Linked DNA regions of Mus musculus: region 2 is linked to region 1. Evidence: chromatin loops called from intact Hi-C (ENCODE). Cell type or tissue: gastrocnemius. All regions are shown on one strand. Links, peaks and the distances in the headings refer to the core of each region. The heading gives the core; the rest is flanking DNA. Region 1 holds the start of Calm2 (calmodulin 2). Region 2 overlaps Ttc7 (tetratricopeptide repeat domain 7).

Evidence for each region. Hi-C counts contacts between places; a loop is a spot of excess contacts. Peaks named below come from ENCODE experiments on the same cell type or tissue, not always from the same donor. Only the 100,000 strongest peaks of a DNase experiment are listed, where the experiment ranks them.
Region 2: it touches region 1 in a loop (5-fold over the local background); 2 of 42 quality-filtered maps call a loop at or near these places.

What each region holds. Positions count from the first base shown.
Region 1 is chr17:87,440,321-87,452,775 of GRCm38, reverse strand. It overlaps Calm2 (calmodulin 2), which reads left to right and starts at 5,841. Exons shown (of 6, transcript NM_007589.5): 1 at 5,841-5,983; 2 at 10,050-10,080. The coding sequence starts at 5,981. In gastrocnemius, for the core only: a CTCF peak has its summit at 5,467; DNase peaks (open chromatin) are centred at 5,865, 6,362, 6,642, 7,288 and 1 more place; H3K4me3 peaks cover 4,859 bases; H3K27ac peaks cover 5,103 bases.
Region 2 is chr17:87,344,498-87,352,497 of GRCm38, reverse strand. Ttc7 (tetratricopeptide repeat domain 7) reads right to left here. Exons shown (of 20, transcript NM_028639.3): 15 at 5,797-5,957. Among named protein-coding and RNA genes, the nearest start is that of Gm52284, 41 kb to the right of the region's middle. In gastrocnemius, for the core only: a CTCF peak has its summit at 3,259; DNase peaks (open chromatin) are centred at 756, 1,516 and 3,236; H3K4me3 peaks cover 1,364 bases; H3K27ac peaks cover 7,814 bases.

The sequences.
Region 1 (12,455 bases), core at 1,673-9,672:
TGGCTACAACCAGGCCCTGCACCTCGCCTGGACAGCAGGGTAGAGCTGGCTCTGACGCTGGCCTTGCTGGTGAGCTGGTCTTGAGGGAGTGAAAGCAGGAGAGCCGGGGACCTGACAGCTCTGACGGCTCTCAGGCCCAGATCCAGGGCTTTCAATCGGGCTGCCCCAACATCTACCCCATGGACTAGCTGGTGGTCCTACAGAACCAAAGCTGCAGGATCTCCATGACACAGGGCAACAACTGGGTATCCAAGAGGAGTCCCTGTGAGGATCCAGTATTGGTAGAGTAGCAGAAACCAGAGGCCTGGAATCAGGGCAAGAACTCATTACAAAGAAATGTGGACAGAGGGTTAGTCTGTGGGATACACTGTCAAACACTACAGCTTCCACAACAAGATTCCCTTTCTCTCTTAAGGGGAGGATGCAAGGGTGGAGTGGGAGTCCAGGGGAGAGAAAGGAGTGGGATTGGGGTCCATGATGGGAAATCATGATTGGTTCGCAAAGAACCAATGAAAAGCTAAACCAAACCAAACCAAACACAAAAAAACCCAAGCCAGTACAAAGACAATGAGGTAAAGGTCTGAGGGACGTTTGCAGGCAGGTGTGTCTCCGTGCACTTATTTGCTGCAGTGACATAACACGATCACTCCTGTACAGACAGTTGTTCAGAGAGGGAAAGCACACTTTGTTTAAGCTTAATTACCTGGTGGCTAGCTGCTTTAATTCTTAATTTCATGATGATAATATATTCTCTAAGTAAGACTAGAGACAAAAACAATTAAAATCCCAATTTAAAAATAACATAATATTAGCCAGGCAGTGGTGGCGTACGCCTTTAGTCCCAGCACTTGGGAGGCAGAGGCAGGCGGATTTCTGAGTTCGAGGCCAGCCTGGTCTCCAGAGTGAGTTCCAGGACAGCCAGGACCACACAGAGAAAACCTGTCTCGAAAAAACAATAAAACAAGCAAACAAACATAATATCACACAATGATAAAACCCAACCCAAACCAAGCCAACCGAAACCAACAACAAAAACCGTAGGAAAGGTGGGTTGCGGTGGTGCATGCCTTTGATTCCAGGACTTCCAGCACTTCTGAGGCAGGTGGATCTCTGTAAGTCTGAGGCCAGCCTAGTCTAAATAGCAAGTTCCAGGAGAGCCAGAGCTACGAAGTGAGACCCTGGAGAGAGAGGGGGGGGGGGGGGAGGGGGAGGGGGAGGGGGAGGGGGAGGGGGAGAGAGAGAGGTTTACATAACTGTATCTAGCAAACTTATTTTCTTTGAAACTACTTTGTTGGTTAGCATACAAAGTGGTGTCTTCTGTGTGCGTGCATTCCTCTCTGTGTCTGTGTGTCTGTGTGTCTGTGTGTCCCTGTCACTCTGGAAACCAGAGGAGGATGTAGGGTGTCCCGCCCTGTTACTCTGCCTGGTTTCTTTGAAGCAGGGTCTCTCCCTGCACTTGAAGCTCACGCTTCAGTTAGGTGGGCTGACCAGTGTATGCTCAGGGTCTGTTTGTCTCTGCCTCCTAATACTGGGGTCATAGGCATTGTGGTCTTACCGGAAGTGATAGGTTTCATTTTGGCATTTTCATACACGGGACTTTATGCCTTATCTTAGACACCCTCCTCCACTGTCCCCTCCCAGTAACTCCCACATGAGTCCCATTACCTTCTATGTTTTCTTCTCTCTGTCCCCATGCCCCTCCACCCTCTTCAAATCCCCTCTTCATCTCTCTTTCATCTACATTTAAAAGATATTTGAAGAAAATGATTATTTCTCTTCAGGCTCGTAAGGCAGGGCTGGTGGAATTAGGAAGACATTGTAGGTGTGTGCGTGCGTGTGCGTGTAAGCCTCAGGCTAAGTGTGAGCCAGTACTCAGTAGAAAGAACACAGTGAGCAACATCAGCAAAGACAAGCACACGACAGAGGCCTCCGCACATGGATGCTTAAAGGAGAGTGACAGAGAAAGGGGCTCTTTTTAGGGAAACTGGAAAAGACAGGCCAGACTGGAAGGTTTGGCTCCGATTTGGGATATCGTTGTTTTAGGGCCACCAGGAGCAGGACAACAGTGTTTTCGGGATTTCTAGGTAGCGCCTACCTCGTGAAGGTCCCTCTGTGGTCCTCCTCTAGACACCCCCTCCCACAGGGCTGAGGGGCACTTTCTTACTTAGCTCAAACGCCAGCACACACACCTTCAAGGCTACTCTGTTGCCCCAGGGTTGGAGAATTCTCTGTTCTTTCCTCAGTCTACTTTCCAAGGGATGCACATTTGCTCTGAAGATAATGGATGCTAGCGGAGGTAATGACCACACCTCCCATCCCTTTGTCCTTTCTCACAGGGCTGAAACCACCCCTTTCCCCCTCCCACCTCTACCCACATCCCCATGTGCTATGATTTGGATGTGCCCTCTAAACACTTACATGTGGACACTTAACCCCCAAATCCATGTTACTGGAAATTGGAGGCAGGTCTTCAGGAAGTAGTGTTAGATCAGGTCAGGATGCCTTTAGTGGCTGTATAAGAAGATACAAACTAGTGTGTTGGGTCTGCATCACCCGGTGAAGCCCTCCACCATGTGATGACGACGCCAGAAGGTTCATATACCACACCAAGTGCTAGAACCGTGTTCTTGGACTCCCAGGTCTGGAACTGAGAGATGAACTTGCATTCCTTGTAATTTACTTAATCTGACCTATCTGCTGTATCAACACGCGTGCCTGTGCATGTGTGCGAGTGCCTGTGCGTGTGCATGTGTGTGTGTGTACTCTTGCACACATATGAGTATCTGTGCTTGCAGAGGCCAGAAGAGGACATTGGCTTCTCTGTAGTTGGAGTTGCATACAGCTGCCCAACGTGGGTGCTGAGAACTAAACTCTAGTCCTCTGAAAGAAGAGCTAGATAGAGCTCGTGATTGTTGAGCCATCTCTCCAGCCCTGGATTGACTCCTAAGTATTCTATAACAGCTCATGTGTGGCAGGCATGGTATTCAAGGCTACACTCTTCAGTGTGGGACCTTTGGAGGTGATTGGATCACGATGGCTCTGACTTCATGAATAGATTGATTCCTCCGTGGCCTCATGGATTAATGAGTTGGGGAGGTGGGGAGAGGCTTGGTTATAACATTAAGTTCTCTAAGAGCTTTGCTCTTTCCCCTGACGTTTCCAGGATGCTTTCCTCCACACAGGCCTGGAAGTGACAGAGACAAGTGAGTGTCAGCCCCAGCTGCAGCTGCCATGGTGCTTTCTTGAATCGAGGTGTTTCGTCACAGTGATGGAAAGCTAACTGTCGCCTCATCTTAGTCCTGCTTTGCCTCATTAAAGGAAAAACAGCGTAACCTTCTCAGCCAGGGCGACGAGTCTGAACCGTGGAAGAAGATGGCTTCCGTCCTACCTCCCCAATTCCATTCTAGATCATAGAAGAGAAATTGACTCATTGCATAGGATCAATGCCCTGGAAAAAGTAGGACTTAATTTTTTCAATTTGTTCAGAAACCCATAGACTATATTCAAGAATGGTGTTATGTGATGTTCTGTTTGCTTGTTTCACTGCTAACTAGCAAAACTGGGTAAAAGAGAGAGAAGCTCCGGAAAGGAAGCTATCCAGAGATAAGGCGGTATTATCTCAATTCAGAAAATGAGGAAGAAGCAGCGATGGGGAAGAACTTGCTTGTTTTTTTTCTTTCCCCCAAGATGGACAAAGGTAGAGAACTCTAAGATCTCACCGTGGGAACCAGACAGAAGAAAAAAAAAGATATTTCCAAGGCTCTGATACACAGTCTTCGCTGACTTTGCGTTTCACTGACAACTGCCAGGGTTAGGCGGAGATCTCTGTCATATTTCGGAAGACAAGTGCTCTATAAATAAATTGACTTGGAACAGTCTCAAATACACATAAACCGCAATGGCTTTAAATGTAACCCTTGACTTTTCTTTGTCTTCTTAAGAGGTCAACAAGGAAGATTATGCAAGAAAGGCGTTACCAAAACCCAACCTACGAAACCTGGAAGAGCTTTCCTATATTCTCTATTTAAAAAAAAAATATATTTCTATATACTTGTTAGCAAGCACTACCGCGTCTCTCTAGGCACGAGTCAGTGCGTACTTATCATACATTCTGCACCAATCCTCTTAAAAATTCCTTCCCTTGAAGAGGTGATTATTCATTTTGTCATTCAATTTCCCACCATTAAAAATTTCATATGTAAAATCACCGCATGCTAATGGGGTACTGTGTAAGGAGAGAATATTTTTACTGAGTCAGCGGAAAGACAAAAAAAAAAATTAGTAGGTCTTCCATCTGAAGATCTGAGGAGGAGTCACAGACAAATTTCTGAGGTATATCTTGGAAAAACTTTGAATTTACCAGAATGTAGTGCACTGGAACGGAACGGTGGCGTCAGATTCTTGGCTGGAGGTGCCCATTTTAAAGTAATATTCCCAAATAATGATATTTATCTCATTTGTGGGGTAAGGTTAATTAGCTCTCCTCCCTTTCAGTATTATCAGGGCACCACATTGGCAAGGATAATAGAAACAGAAATCTGAGGTTTGGTTTGGTTTGGTATTCCCATCGAGTGGGCATTCGTTCGAAAGGGTGTCAGCTTTGTTAGTGCTAATTAGAAGGCCGCTTAATGTCTGGTTTCCATGACTGAAAGAGGGCCCAGCTCTGGCTTCATTAAAAGATATGTTTAAAGGTGTGAGGGATGTCTAACTTAGGTAAAGGAGGTTAAAATGGACTCTCCGAGTGGGTGCATATAGCTGTTAGCACCGAAATGTTCTTGCTGAACGGGGAAACTATCCTGAAGGCAGGCTTCTTTCTGAAGTTGAGGTTTCATCTTGCCTTGCTTTTTACAAAGTGATTGCTCTCCACGGTTTGAGGGTTTGCATGGTGGTGCTTTTTCAACTGGGAAGTTCTTTCTGCCTTCGCCATCTTCCTAATTCTCTCTGGGCCGTGGCTGTTCCATCAATCTTCTCTGGGCACTGTATTTTGAGGATGGAATCCTTATTTTCCTCTCTAACCCCCATCATCCTTTTCTGGTTGTCTACTTTGGGCTTCTAATTTCAGAGGGGCTCCTTGGGGAGACCGACAGCACACACTCTCGGATACAGTGGGTTTGAGTAGCTTTCTGATAAATTACTGCTAGGAAAGAGAAGCGAAGGGTAGGCATAAACGGAAGCCCCTTTTTTGATTAGCTTGTCAGCTGAGCTGCATGGGTTCGGCACCGTGTAATGAAAAACGACCGGCCTCCCTATGCAGCAACGCTGAGAAGCTGGGCGCGCTGGGTGGGTGTTTACTGGGGGGGGGGGGTGTCCTTCAGTTTTATTTATTTTTTGTTTTGGCCCGTGTTGTTTTTGTCAGCAGCACCTCCATACGGGGCGGGAAGGTGAGTGTGTGCGTGTGTCTGTGGCAGGCAGGACGGGTGGAAGAAGGTCCTCCAGCCGAGCGCAGAGAGAGCCACGCTGCCGCCTGGCGCAGTTGCCAGGACAGCGCGGCGCGAGCAAGCAACGGCAGAAGCCGCAACCGCGTTCCGGCTGCGAGAGAAAGTGACGCATTGCAGGTACAAATCAGCCAATCAGCAGCAAGCTCAACGAGGTTCGCCTGGTCGACCGCCACCGCGGTGCTCCTCCGCGCCGCAAAGTAGCTCCTGCCAGGCGCGGTTCCCCCGGCCTTTTAACGGCTTGCCTGGGAGTGGAACCCACTTACGTCATCCGTCCCCCTGCTCCCCTTTCTCTCTTGCGTGTCTGCCCAGTGACTGCGGAGAAAGGGGGTCTCCCGGAGAGTTGGGGGGGGGGAGGGGGCGGGGGCTGGCCGGGACTCGTTCGCTAGGTTCCGTTATCTGGATGAGGCGGAGGGATCTGGCGGAGGGAGGCGGAGGGAGGTGTTTATGAGGAGCTGGGGGCGGAGGAGGAGAATTAGTCCGAGTGGAGCGAGCGAGTCGAGCGGTTGTCTGGTCGCGTCTCGGAAACCCGTAGCCCTTGCAGCATGGTGAGTGCGTAGCTGAGCGGCCGGCGCCCCGCGGGTCGGGGAAAGATGCTGAAGCGGATTGACTAAAGAGGGGACCTCCCCTCTCAGAACTGTCCTCGCCAGAGGGACGGCACCAAAAAAAAAAAAAAAAAAAAGCCAGGAGGCCCCCCGCGACACTTGTGTCGCAGGTGTCCCCCACCCCTGTCCTCTTGGGTTCCCTTTTAGATGAGTCGGGGGACCGCTGCGGGGCTTGGCCGGGGGAGGATGGATCTGGGGTGCGGGGCCGTGGGCTCGGTCGAGAGAGCAGAGCAGGAGGGGCTGCGGCCGAGGCGGCGCCAAAGGTCAGCCCCGGGGGCCGGATTCAAACCGCCAACGGCCACCGCCGAGCGAGCGCGGGCGCCAGGAAGCGCCTTTGTCCGCCCGGCCGCCATGCGCGGGGGGTGGGGTGGGGAGGAGCGCGGGGCCCCGAGGCGAGCGGGCGCCGTTAGCCCGCATCCCCGCGAGGCCGGGCCGGGCCGGGCCGGGGGCGCGCCCCGTGGGTCCAGCCCGTGCGGGGACCCCCGCCGCGGGGGTCGGGTGGGGTGAGCGCGCGGGGCCCCGAGCCGCCGCCCTACGCGGCTCGGCTCGGCTCGCGCCCCAGCTGCTGCGCTGGCACCTGCAGGACTGCGGAGGTCTGGGCGGCCCGCGGCGCTGCGGGGATGGGCGGGGGAGGGGACCCCAGCAGTCCCCCCTCCCCCTCCGCGCAGGGCTGCTGCTGCTGCTGCTTGTTCACTCCATCTGGTGCTGGCTTCCGCTACCCAGACTGGATGATTAATTTTTTTTTCTTTTTTTAAATCGTTGAAGAATACAAGCTTTTGCTGGAAGTCGGGCGCTTTCTCAAAAAAAAAAAAAATAGAGCTCGTAAAGGGAAAGCAACCGACCTCAGTTAGGGTCTCAAAGGCGTTTTTCGGCCCCCATGAGCTAGTGGAAGTAGCAATTAAGGGGCGGGTCGCTAAATTCTTGAGTGCTCAGGTGCACTCCTGTTCACCTCTACCACACGCAGAGTTCCTTGAAAACGACTTGCGTTTCAGAGTGGAAGTTGCCATCTGATCTTAGTTCTTACGGACAGTTCACCTATGCAATAATGGCCGTCAGTAACTGTACACTTAAAGAGTGTAAAAGAGAGCAGGAGATTTTAGAAAGAGCTTTGAAAAATAAGTCCCTCTTCGTGTTTTCTGTTTTAAAAAAATTAATGAGGACGATAATTTGCAATACTTATTTTACTCCCTTGCCAAATGGTTACAGCAATGGGTGTGTCCAGGAGGCAAGGTGACATCTTAAACAGTAGTTGGGAATCCCTGCCAACTGAAACCTCCAGCCTGCTTGGGTGTGGGGAGTGTTCACCTTGAGAGAGCTAGCCTTCATTTAACTTTGGTGAATTCTTTTTGATATATATTTTTTAACTAATGAATTTTAATATGCTGACTGAATTTGTTCTTTGTAAGGGGAAACACGATGTAAATTATAGGCAGTAATTGACACTCCAAGTTGTATAGTAACTTATTATTTTTTTAGTTAGCATAGGATTTAAATCTTTACTGGAAAATTAGAATTTATATCTTAACAGTGGTTCTCCCCAGTAAGTTTTATATTTAAATGTATCGTTGCTACATCGACAACTATTCTAGTAACTTCATAATATTTAAGACTTTAGATTCTGAGGACTTCGTTAAAGAGAAAAAAATTGTTCTGTTAGGTACCTATGTATATAGAACTGATTACAAAGCCCTTGGATTTGCATGCAGTCATTGTATTTTTATTGGGATGTCATGTATTGAAAGGAATGTGCTGTTGATGGCTGGGTGACACAGGATGTAAACAGTAGAAAATGTCTCGAGTGTGTCTAAGTCAGTCCATTAAGCTGAAGGTTTTTATTAGGCTCAAAGATAGGGATTTGCTTTGGCTGCATTATAACATAGAAACTTGTAGCTAAGCTAGAGTTGAGACTTTCAGTCAAGGCCCTGATTTCGATGAAGTTTTGTTCTCCCCTGGTTTCTTTTTTGCCTCAGATGCTTTTATAGGAAGGGTGCCATTCTGTCAGAATAAAGACCTCCTTTTTCCTACAGAAATAACTTCTATTGGTTTTGCTATAATTGTAGAAGAGATGATAGATGAAGCCTCGATGAACAGGATGAAGATGTGTTTGTGTTCACTGAAGCCATGGAGTCATACATTTATTCACATACGCTAGATTTTTTTAAAAAATCACTTTTCAGCCATTTGAGTGCTCGTGTAATGCATTCAGTTCAGCTGACTCTGTAATGCAGGTTAGTTTCTAAATGAAGATCAACAGTGGTAACCCAAAGTGCAGGATGTGGTTCAGTAGGTTGGGATGGAGCCTGAAAGCATACTGGAAGCCTCTGGAATGAGGGTCAGACCATCACAGCAAGCCTTGAAGAATGGAGAGAGCGAAGAACTAGTCATCTCTCTGGTGACTTGGTCTTCCCCTTAGTGTGATAAACACATGTTAATGAGCTTGTATTTTCCCAAAAGTATAATTGTGGTTCTAAGAAAATGGCACTCTCCATAGACAGAAAAAGTAGTTGAAAATACTGAGTGCCAGGAAGTCTTTGCTTTTGATTTTTAGGAGTTTTTATTCTAGAACTTATTGGTAAAGTTTATTTTAAAAACTTAAACTCGGAGCTAGAGAGATAGCTTAAGGGTTAGGAGCACTGATGCTCTTCTTGAGGACCTGGGTTCAATTCTCAGCACTCACATGGTAGCTCACAACCATCTGTAACTCCAGTTCCAGGGGTCCTAACACAGACATGCTTGTAGGCAGAATACTAGATGCACATAAAATAAAATGTAGAAAAACTCCTTAAACTCAAGAAAGAACTTTTCACGAAGCCTTGGAAGCAAAAGTTGAAAGGTTTTCAAGTTATCTGGGAAACGAGTTTTGTGTGCCTGGTTCATTCCTTGAAGGTGATTTGTGTGCACTGTTTTAAGATTTATTTACTTATTTATTTATGTAATTATTGTTAGTGCCTTGTCTCCCTGAGACCTTATCTTTTATGTATACACCTATAAGACACTTCCATCAGTCTTTGACCCAACCTATTGCAACTGAAATCTGTGGAGTCACTGGCTGAGTTCCTGCTCTTAAGACATAACGTGCATTCCTTCCGATTTCCACCCTACAGTTAAGCTTGGCATCTTTTAAGGCTCAGGGTGATCTCAGTTGATGCTCTTCATGCCTTTTGTTTGTGTGTGTGAGTAAATTTTCTTTGCTTAGAGTTACTGCGAAGGAAGCATGGTGCGCTGTAAGGCTTGGTATTTGTGTTTTCACCTTCTGTATGGGAACTGAGCTGCTCGGTTAATATACATTGTAGGTAATCATTAGCTGCATGGTTGGTGGTGTAGGTGAAGTTATCTATGAAAGGTTGTGTAATATGTCCCAGGTTGCACAGCTTATAAAACCAGGGTGTTGAGAGATGGGTATTTAGAGAGGTGGTAAAAGACACCGAACATAACTGGCATTTCAATTTTAAGTCTAACTAAACTTCTTGGCTTTTTCCCTTTTTTCTTCCCTTAGTACTATTAAGGAGAAATAAGTTTAATTTATATTGTAATTAAATTGGATATTGCTTTTTTAAATTAAGATCTTGCTGTGTTGCCCAGACTGGCCTCCAACTAATGACCACACTGCCATGGATCAAATCGAGTTGTTGAGGAGGGAAGTTACCTTTTGGTTCCTCTTCAGATTCTATGCTGTGCTCTAGAGAAATTCATGAGGCCATTCCTAAAACGGTACAACCCTTCCCTCCCAAAAAAAGGGAGTCTAATTGAAAAGGAAGCTGGTTTTATTGGATATATTTTTGTGTATAAATTATAAGTTTTTTGAAAGTTTTATATAATTCTGAGTTATTTGACATAATCTCGGAGTCAAGTTTGCTTGGCTCTATAGTTGTGTCCACATTCTGCCTACCCATTGTGTTCCAGGCTCACTAGACTGAATGCAGCTCATAGCACACCATGAACCTTGAACCTGTAACTGCTAGTCTACATACTTATAAGTCATTAATCCACCTTTTTGAACTCTTTGTAGGCTGACCAACTGACTGAAGAGCAGATTGCAGGTAAGAAATATCCTGCTGGATTATATCCATTGTGATTTGTTATAAATTGGATAACAAACTCAAGATCATTAAATGAAATGCCTTTGATTATGTCATGAATGGTGACAAGTTGAATGTAGCATAAATACAGTAGTTGAGCTGCCTTTGGCAGTTGTGAGTGTAAGCATACACACAAAATTTATGTCTGTGTTTAGAGAGAGGGAAAATGAGAATAAGGTATATCAACTGGTGGTGATGGTTTTATTATTTTGTACTTTTTACTACCATCCAAAATGCTTGTAACTTCAGATAATATAAATAATAAAGTACATGTTTGTGTGTGTGTGTGTTGGGGGGGGGGTAAGTAGTATGTATAGTAACTAAATTAAATTGAAATGTAGAGTCAGAAAAATGAAAATTGAATTTCCTTTGACTTTAGTCAGTTGATTTAATAGATTAGGCAATCCTTCATCTCTACGAGACTCATATTCTCCAAAATCTAAAACGTGAGTGCTAACATGACACCATTCATAGAAGAAGGGCCATTCTACCTCATAACAGATGGGTTGTGGTCAAGATGCTTGGACAGTACAAATACTGTATAAAAATCACTTGTAGTTGTATATAAAGGTATATATGACACATGAAATACTTTGTAATTTGAAACATGTCTGGTCCCAAGCATTTCAGATACACAGTGTTCAGTTTGTATGATGTATTGGTGAGTAATAGAGACAAACATAACAAATGTCGCTGGTATTCTGATTTCTTTTCAGATTTTATAACTCTTTATGTATGTCAATGTAGCAATTGAATTGATTTTAAAGACAGTGACAGCTATTGAACTGACCCTCTTAGGAGAAATAAATGAGACCAATGCATAAAACTTGTCTTGAGCTGTGTAACCTGCCTGCCAGGACTCTCGGCTTTATTGTGATATTTGGGACAACTATCTGATTGTGAAATGTGGAAGCTGCCAGTTGTGTTTTCTCTCTCTCTGTTTCTGAATACAAGGTCCTGCTCTGAAGAACTGACTGGCCTTGAACTCATTTAATTCTGCCTCTTGAGTGCAAGCAAGGGATTTTAGGCATCGCCATTATATGTGGCCTCCTAAGACTTTTATCAGCAATTTTAACTTTGCATTTTCTCAGTAATTCAGAGGCATTTGATATGTGTCCAAATGTTTTTCCCCCTCTGGTGCTGGAGACTGAACCGAGGGCCTTATGCATACTGGTCACATGCTGATGGTTCTACCCCTGGCATGTGAGTGTTTGACAGTTTAACTGTCTAGCTCGGGCTATGAAAGTCCAGCTGGTTTGCAGTTTATGACCCTTCTACCTCCCCTCCCCCAATGCTCTAGCATGCTCTGTTACCTGAGCATTTACCTCAGCTTTTAAAGTTCAACTGTATCATCCTTTTAGAGTAAATCTACGATTCCTGCAAATCTACAGAAACCTGGAAACTGTTAGAAATCACTAGTCCTCAAATATTTGATGACTATATAAAGTAAAAGGCTACTGGATTAAGGACTAAATTTAAACAGGTTTTTAAAAAACTGCTAAATTAATAATTTGATTTAAATCTAGCATTTAATTTTGCAGGTTGGTAAGATAATATCTTGTGTATATTGAAGTAATAAGGCAGAGCTTTGAATTTTTTGTTCAGTTGTATTGGTTTGTTATGTTGAAATTCAGTCACACATATGCTAAAGAACTCCAACCTTAGTTACACCATTAAATTACCAAGAATTCCTTTTTTTCCTCAGCTTTTTTTTTTTTTTTTTTTTTTTTTTTTTTTGTATTTCCCCCCTTTGGGCGATTAGGTTGGGCTAATAGTTCCTTTCTGACACTTTTGACTGTCTCATGTATCTGGTCAAATATTGGTCCCTCCTGCTTACAACAGACATTTCAGGGTAGAAAAATGTATTGATATAAGGGTTCTATCATTCTGGGCAGTGGTGGCACACACCTTTAATGCCAGCACTTGGGAGGCAGAGACAGGCAGATTTCCGAGTTCAAGGCCAGCCTGGTCGACAAAGTGAGTTCCAGGACAGCCAGGGCTACATCTGTCTCGAAAAAACCAAAAACCAAAACAAAACAAAAAAAAGTTTTCTATCATATTCGATTCTTTTAGAAAGCTCTGTATATCTGGTCAGTGTAATAGATGAAGTCTTCAATGACTTGTAGTTATCAGAAAGTTGTCTTTCCAAGGTAAATAGTCTCAACACTTGGGGTCTGAAGCAAGGGGCTCACAAATTTGAGAGCAGCCTAAACTCCATAGCTAGATAGTTTCTGTCCTAACGTTGGCTTTATAAAAGGCAGGGGCTGGCTGGAGAGGAGTTCTTTCTCTGTTTTGCCTTTTTCTCTAGTACAAATGTCAAGCCCAGTGCCTACTGT
Region 2 (8,000 bases), core at 1-8,000, 99 kb after region 1:
TCAGACTAATCTCTAACACTCGAGGGATCCTTTTTTAGCAGTTCTTAACCTTAAAGCTAATGATTTTCCCCCGTGGTGTGGAGGATTACTGTGGCCCCTGTTCCCTAATGTCGAAGGCTCATAATGATCCCTCCATCTCTTAATAAATTTAACTCAATCCGACTTTGAAGCTTTAAAAAGCAACAGCCCAAAAGTCCCAGCTTCCTGGAGCAGTAACTCACGGCCTTCAAAGGCCCCGCATGCTCCACCCGGCGAGGAGCCCCAGCCTACAGATCTGGTTCATGGTGCCCTGAACAAACTATTCCATCTGTGTGCAGCACCGACTGTCAGCTGACCCCACCCCACCAGCCTCCCAACATCCTCCTACCACAGGTCACTTAACAACCTCCCTAATAACCTCTCAGACTTGAACAGGACTCACACTACAAAAGGCCTTGCCATTTCAGGTAGGCTGAGAAGCTCTCAGTTAGGACAAAGGGGAGGTTCTGGCCTGGTAGATAGAGCCTCAGTCTCTGCATCTTTGGTTTCCAGCCAGCTTGCTAACCCTAATGGCTTCCCACTGAAGAGGCAGGCGCTTGCGGGGCAGAGCAGTTAATGCACGCACAGGGCTCTGCCCCGGTCCTAAGTCACTACAGTCACCACGGAGGTGCTCACGGGAGAGCCAAGGAGGAGAAACGCTGACCGCCAACCGCCGCTCAGCCAAGGAGTAGCTGACCTTTGAGAAGGATCTGACGGTGCCCGGTGCCCGTGATTATGCCTGGCTTAGCAGTTCCTCGGCCACATGGCCAGAGAGTCCTGGCTGCTGTCCCCGCGCACTGTGGCAGCCAAGCGTGTTTAGTGAACCCAGCAGAGTGATAAACTATGTTAGTGTTAATACCTCTGATCCCCACCCCCTCTTCAAGTGTTGGTATTTTAAGCATCCTTTTGATGTGCTACAAGCCCTTAATAAGAACAATCCAATAAACACACTGGGTTTAAGGCAGAAATGTTAGCACAAGTCCCAGGACTCTGATCCCTTCTGCTTGGTGGACTACCCCTCCAGAAATATGTCACATGCAACCTGATAAGTAGGTGTGTTGAGGTGGGGGTGGGGTGGGTAGGTGGCTCGGAGAAATGCCCTGGAGGCTCAGTTTCAGCCTTGACTGGATCTAGCTACAGTCTGGCTCCAGCTAATACCTAGTTAGATCACCTCAAACATTTTCCAAAACAGCCCTGGTTTCCTGGGGCCGATGGATGCAGCAGTTCGTTTGTTTATCTGGGGCGAGCAGTGGCTTGTGGAGAGGGCCATATTGTTCCTCCACTGGCAAGTTCCTCTGTGGCTTTGACACATGGCTCCCTCAGGACTTCCCCAGTCTCCTAGGACTAGGGGCTGGGCCAGCAGGGGCTCTCAGGAATGTCTATTGTGTCAGATAAGGGGTGGGTAGATGGCCCTGCCCACTGTGGAGGTAGGAAGAAAACACATTTACTCCCGTGTCACTTGTGGGCCCTGGGTCCTCAGAGTCAGTCTGGCGGGCTGCAGGGCTGGGCGGGGGAATGGCTGACAGCTTGGTTATTGGAAAGCTCCCATCCTTGGCCTAGGGACTTTGTTTGGTTTCTATGGTGACCTTCACTACAAGGGCCTGACTAAAGCTGAAGGAATGTGTTACCTAAAACCATCTCCCTACAGTGCTCATGGTGGTCCATCCCTCCCCACCCCAGATTCCTCTCCCTCCTGGTCAGGCTTCTCAGCTGCTTCAAAGATGGGAAGGACCAGCAGAGACAACTCTGGGCCTGCTGAAATTCTCCCATTCCCCACAGGAAGCCTGTGGGCCGCCTGGCCGTGGGCCTCCTGGTACATGTGTCCAGGGCTTAGTGGAAAGCCCAGAGGGTTTCAGGAAGCTGCTAGGGATATCTGGTTCCCATCACACCAGGTTCATACTGTCCCCGTGGAGGAGTCAGTCTGCCTCCTCACGTTTCTGCATTTTTAAACCTGAGCCGGGCTAACCGAAGGCCGTCCCTCAGCACGGGCCGGGCATCAAGACCCCTGCACTTGGCTTCCTAATCCCCAAGTAAGAAGGGTCTTCAGAAGCTGGACTCACCAGAGGCCGGGTTCTACCTTGCGTGCCCGTGTGGGGACAGTGACTGCTCCCCTGTGTCACTCACAGCCCAGCCTCATCCGGATCCCCTTCCTTCAAGCTCCTGGCTCACTCACTAAACATTGTCAGTGCCAGGTGTCGACGGAACTTTGTGGCCTCCCCTCCACACCGGGACCTCAGACACAGAAGTCCACCAACCAGGGACCTTCAGTCCGTGTCTCAGCACACTTGAGAAGCAGAAGAGTCAGGGCAGGTTGTTAAATTTATTTTATTTAAAGAGGAACACATTGCTGCCGGTGGCACCTAAGTGATAAACGTGACTCAGGGCAGTGACCTGACTTGGCTCTCCTACTAGGATAAACTTAGAAGATGGGAGTCTGCTTAGCGGTCAGCATCCTCCTTTGTCTAGGCCTCTCCCAAACAGTAGCAGGCAAAGCAACCATCCCTACACTGACCTGCTGGCTTCTGTCCTCCATGTGCGACAGTCCTTGGGTCCACTGAACTGACTGATGACTCTGCAGGAAAGGGGGCGCCTCTAGAAGGCCTGGCCACCAGGATAGCCGCTGCAAGGTGGCTTGGTGGGAGACAAGCCATGTCACAGGCCTGAGAATACACTTTGCTGGGGCTGATGAGGCCAGGCCGTGGCAGGTTGGTCTGTTGTTTTGCTGAGCAATATTTACTGGACTGGTGGTTTAATTAGTTGCTAGCAACAGCTGGAGTCCCATACGGCCTGCTCTTAGCACGGGGCCAGCTGGGGAAGCGGGACACGCAGCCGAAAAGCAGTGACATTTTTCAGTGATCCCTGACCTGTAATGGATTCAATGACATTTCCTGATAATCCATGGGTTTCTGTACCCCAGGGTTTCATCTGTGGGGAACAGTTTTAATTTATTGGCAAAGGGAATTCCTATCTGTTAGTTTTGTAGCCTTTTAGGGCCAGTTCAGATCAAAGCAGAGCTGATAAAGACGGACTTCTCCACGTCATTGGATCCCACTAATTGAGCAAACCGAGTGAGGGAGGTCTCCACGGGGTAGATCACCCCCATTCCCTCGTGCTCTGCAGAACAGCGCACTGTAGTAACAGGGAACAATACTGTACAGGGTCTCACACCCTAGAGCAGCTTCTGCAGCTCCCCGGGTGCAGTCTCTGTCAGTGAGCAGTTCTCATGGCATAGGCTGCCCCCTTAAGGCTCTTCCTGCAGAAGCAGAGACACTATTTTCCAGGCAGCTCCACAAGAACACTGTGGGGGTGGGGGTGGCGTGGGGGTGGGGCAGGGAGGGGAAGAAAAGCACCAGGGAGTGAGGACAGTCAGGATGCACAAAGGCAAACACCCACTTCCACCATCACCACGGTTCTGGGGTCTCCGTCCCTTTAAGAACCTGCTGAAAGCTATCTCCTTGCACATAGAAAAGTTCTCACTCATGGGGCTCCTCCTGAGGTAGGGGGTGGGAGGGGGTGGGGAAGTGGGGGCAGGGGAGTGGTGGGCATCAATCTCAAAGCCCAAACCTCTCCATCTGCCTGTAAGGAGAACAGGGCACGTCCTGGGGAGTGCAGCTGGGCAGAGCAGTGGGGCTCACTCACACCACAAGGGAGTGAGGGGGCTGGCTCACACCACAAGGGAGTGAGGGGGCTGGCTCACACCACAAGGGAGTGAGGGGCTGCCCAATCCATTTCCAAGCAGGACCGTGAGAGTGAAGCCAGTGTGAGAGGAAGCATCTTTCCAGGGTGGCCCTGGAAACAAAGGAGTAGATCCTAGTGCACCTCACACAGCTTAGGGTTCAGGCAGACTCCCAGCAAGGGAATGGCCTCCCAGAGCAGGCCAGGGAGAGTGCACCGGGCCAGCCGAACATTCAGTGCTGAAGTCATGAGAAGATGCTGAGAGCAAAGTGGGAGAGCCAGGGACAGGAGGTGGAGCCCTGCTCTTCTCCCTTCCTATCTGGGTTCTCATGTCTGGAAAGGACTCAGGCCAAAACAACACTTAACGCTGCTGCGCTGCGCTGCACTGTGGGGCCAAGCCCCTTGCTCAGCAGTGCTTCTGGTCAGTCCTCACGCTGGGCACGATGGACGTTCCTTCCCTTCCCACCCAAGAGTTCTACGCTTTTTTCCTTGAGTGTTTCTTTTCCCACTTAGACCAACCAAGAGAGTAAATGCACGCCCAGGTAAGTGCAGGCATGAGGAGACACACAGAGCCAGCAGCAGTGTCAGGACCTGCCAGGTAGGTGAGGATAATCTAGGCAAAGCAAGGGACCACTGTGTGGAGAGCTCGCCTGGATTCTTACTGAATATACAAATCACAGGGGGGCTGCAGAGATGGCTCAGCAGTTAAGAGCACTGACTGCTCTTCCAGAGGTCCTGGGTTCAATTCCCAGCAACCACATGGTGGCTCACAACCATCTATAATGGGATCCGATGCCCTCTTCTGGTGTGTCTGAGGAGAGCAATGGTGGTGTACTCATATGCATAAAATAAATAAAGAAACCTTAAAAACAAAAACAAATAAACAAAAACCCCACAGGTTTGGGAAGATAATTGAACAGATAAAGGCATTCGCCAACTGAAGCGCCTGAACACCTGAGCGCCATCTCCAGGACTCACCTGACAGGAGAGAACTGGCCACCTTGAGGTGTCCTATTGGCATCCATGTGTTTGTCATTGCACACGTGTAAATTAAAAATAAATAAAATAAAACTACCACCTGGTATTACTGTATTCCACCTGGGCTTCCCGTTGCCCAGACCTGCTTGATCTGTGGGTTAGAATTTTTGAATTGTCTTATTAAAGTTGAATTGTCATTTCTCCAAGGCTGGATGGAGCAAGGCTCAGAACCGGAGCTATCTTCTAATTCAGGGACGAACTATCAAAGTGGACACATGCTCTACAGCTGGGACAGCTGGACAGCTGGAACCCACTGGGGCAGGAGAGCGGGGTATGTGGAGAGGACCAGACAGGATCAGGGACTGGGCTGGGAGTAGTTTAGATTACAGACAGCAGACAGTCTGGGCAAGGAGATGAAGGGAAGAGGCTCAGGGGGTCATCAAACATGGCCTCCCCCTAGATTTCCTCACAGAGCCATGATGTGGCTTCTGCCTTGGCTGACCCTGCTGTCCTGGTTGGATGACAGTAGGTCACTTTATGGTGGGTAGGGGAAAGAGACCCAATTCTACCCTACCTGCTGCTCTCTGACCCAGTGCAACGTGAACCCTGCTCCAAGAAGCAGGGCTTGCGGTTGGTGCAGTAAACATGAAGGGTCAGGGCCACCCTGAAGGGAAATTACTATTCCCCCAGCTTCCAGAAATGGATGCAGTATGGATGTTTCCTTTGCCCTCCACCAGGCCAGCTAGCTTTAGGATTTCATCCTTGGCTGGCTGTGCTAGGGTCATGATTAAGGCACACGCCTTACCAAGTGGTGCCCTCAGGACTCGAGGATTGGATGGAAGTGGTATACTGCACATGCAATCTAACAGTTCTCCCCTCTGAGCCCACAGCCTCTATGCAGGGCCCAGGAGCCCCACAAGTTCACCAGTCCCCACCAAGCACCCTCTGCATAACGCCACAGCCCCTTGCCCTTCCTATGTGTCCTTGTTGCTCTGCTCACAGTGTCTATGCAGTGGACACTTTACCCTGTGTACTGGCTGGCAATGTGTCAGGCTGAGACGTACACAGGCAGCCATGCAGTGACCAAGCCAGCCCTCCACGCAGCAGTGACCCCAGGAGACTCACTTGAAATTTTCAGGATGCTCGGTGATGGCCATATTGATGACGTCCAGGGCGTGCTGGTAATACTTCTGGGCAGAGAAGAGCAGCGCTAGCAAGTGGAGGGCATTGGCATCATCCCTGCACATCGTCAGGGCCTCCTGAAGACGCTCCATGGCGCTGGAGATCTGCCGGGAGAGACCGCCAGTTTAGGGACCTTAGACTCTGATTCCAGCAAGGAATGGCTCAGTCCTCCTCAAGTCAGCCTGGGACACCAGAAGCAAGCATCTTGAATGGAAAGAGTAGGGAGCCTTAGGTACAAGGGGAAGCCCCTTCCCAGAGCTTGGCTAATGGGGTCAACAGAGTCCACTCAGGGGGCGCTCCAGGTAGGTGGGACAGCATGACTAAAGCAGTGTGCGGCCCAGCTAGACGGCGGTCTCGGTTTTCGTACTCTGTGTTTTTCGACTTTATAATTAAGTATTGTTCTTTAGTAAGGTTAGACAGGGAAGGTGAGGCCAGATCGCATCATGGCCAAGGAAGCCATGGAAAGAGTCTAAGAAGTGCCGCAGTTGAGGCAAAGCTTTTCCCTCCCTCTGGTGGGGCAGACCTGCTGACATACAGAGCCCAAGTGTTTACAGCTTGGGTGTGCCTCCCTGGTGTGGAGCGAAGGACCACGGGCTCCCACTGCTTTGAGTCCTGCAGACAGACAGGCAAGGAAGATAACACAAGCCTGCCTCTGCTGCCTTACCAAATCCTCGCTCCTAGCTGGGATTGGGGAAAAAAAATCTGATAGTCTCCTCTGTTGAGGAAGCTCTATGGAGCCCAGCGTGTCTCAGGATGGATCGTAAGATCTCTGTGATCTTTCTCTGTCTGATTCTACCAGGTACCTTCACCCTTGCCCTGGCTGGACCACAGAGGTCAGAAAGTTCAGTGAATCTCCTCACATGGGCTGACCTGAGAACCCTCCACAGGGCCTGGGATGTTTCCACAGATATTAAGGAGTGAAGGAAATTCTGATCGTCACCAGTGGAAACACGCACCTACTAAAGGAGGCTGGGTTGTCCTGGTGTGTGCCCACCCTTCACTACCTCCTCCTTCTTCAGCAAACACATGCAAGGTGATCTCTTGCTTCCAGGGAACCTGGGGCTACCTGCCACCTGCTATCTGAATCAAAACAGCATGCTCTTTGGAGACTATTAGGCCGATAGAGAAAGCAACATCTTATTTGCCAATTTGAAAGATCTGGGCCTCTTATCCCCCGGAGCTCCTGCCTCCTGTAATTCATTTCCTGTAGGTTAGGCCCATGCTGCACTGGGGTGAATCAAGCTGGCCCGGTACACACAGCTGGATGTGCTTGTGTGTCCTTTAACCTCTTGTCTGTCTGAGCAGCCCCATCCTGAGGGGCTGGCCTTTCAGATCTGGTTAGGACAGGCTGCTAAGACCCATCAGCCTGCTAATGCGGGGCTCAGTGTAGGGGAGTGGTTTTCAACCTTCCTAATGTTATGACCCTTTAATACAGTCCCCAACTGTAAAATTATTCCATTGCTACTTCATAACTGCATTTTTTTTTTTTGCTGTAATGTAATTCTGCTGTAATGAATCGCAATACCTGATATGCAGGATATCTGATATGTGACAACTGTGGTGGTTGCAACCCACCACAGGGGTTGAGAATCTCTGATGTAAGCTAACTCTCCTACACTGCAGGCTCAGAGTACTACGGTGGCATCCCATCACCTCCCTCCTCAGACTGGCTGTCCAGCTCAGCTCAGGTTCCCAGAACGCACGCACGCGGCTTCTTCTCCCTGCTGACTCAGTAAAAGCTGCCCTCACTGCAAAGCCTTGCTCCTGTAGGATGCCTCCTCCTCAGCCACCGACCTATCCCTGGTGGTTGTGGACACCACGGCTACATAACCAGAAGAGAGGGCTGGGAGAGACTTGTCACCAGGCCGGAAGGAGGAGGGTTAGGTTGGCCCGTTTAGGCAGTGTGCCGGCTACAACAAGCCCAGCACATACCAGGCTCCTCCATCGCTCTGTTCATGCTCACCACAGCAAGGAAAACAACTTTACAGGACACCGATGGAGAAACACCGTCCCCTCTCACAATCTCACAGGGCCAAACGTTTTGGCTCCTGAGTAGGGTGTAGCGTGTGCACCACACTGCTCTGCTGGTACCTAGGGTGAGGCAGGAACACCCCTCTGGTCTGCATTTCCTCTGCAGTAGGATGTGG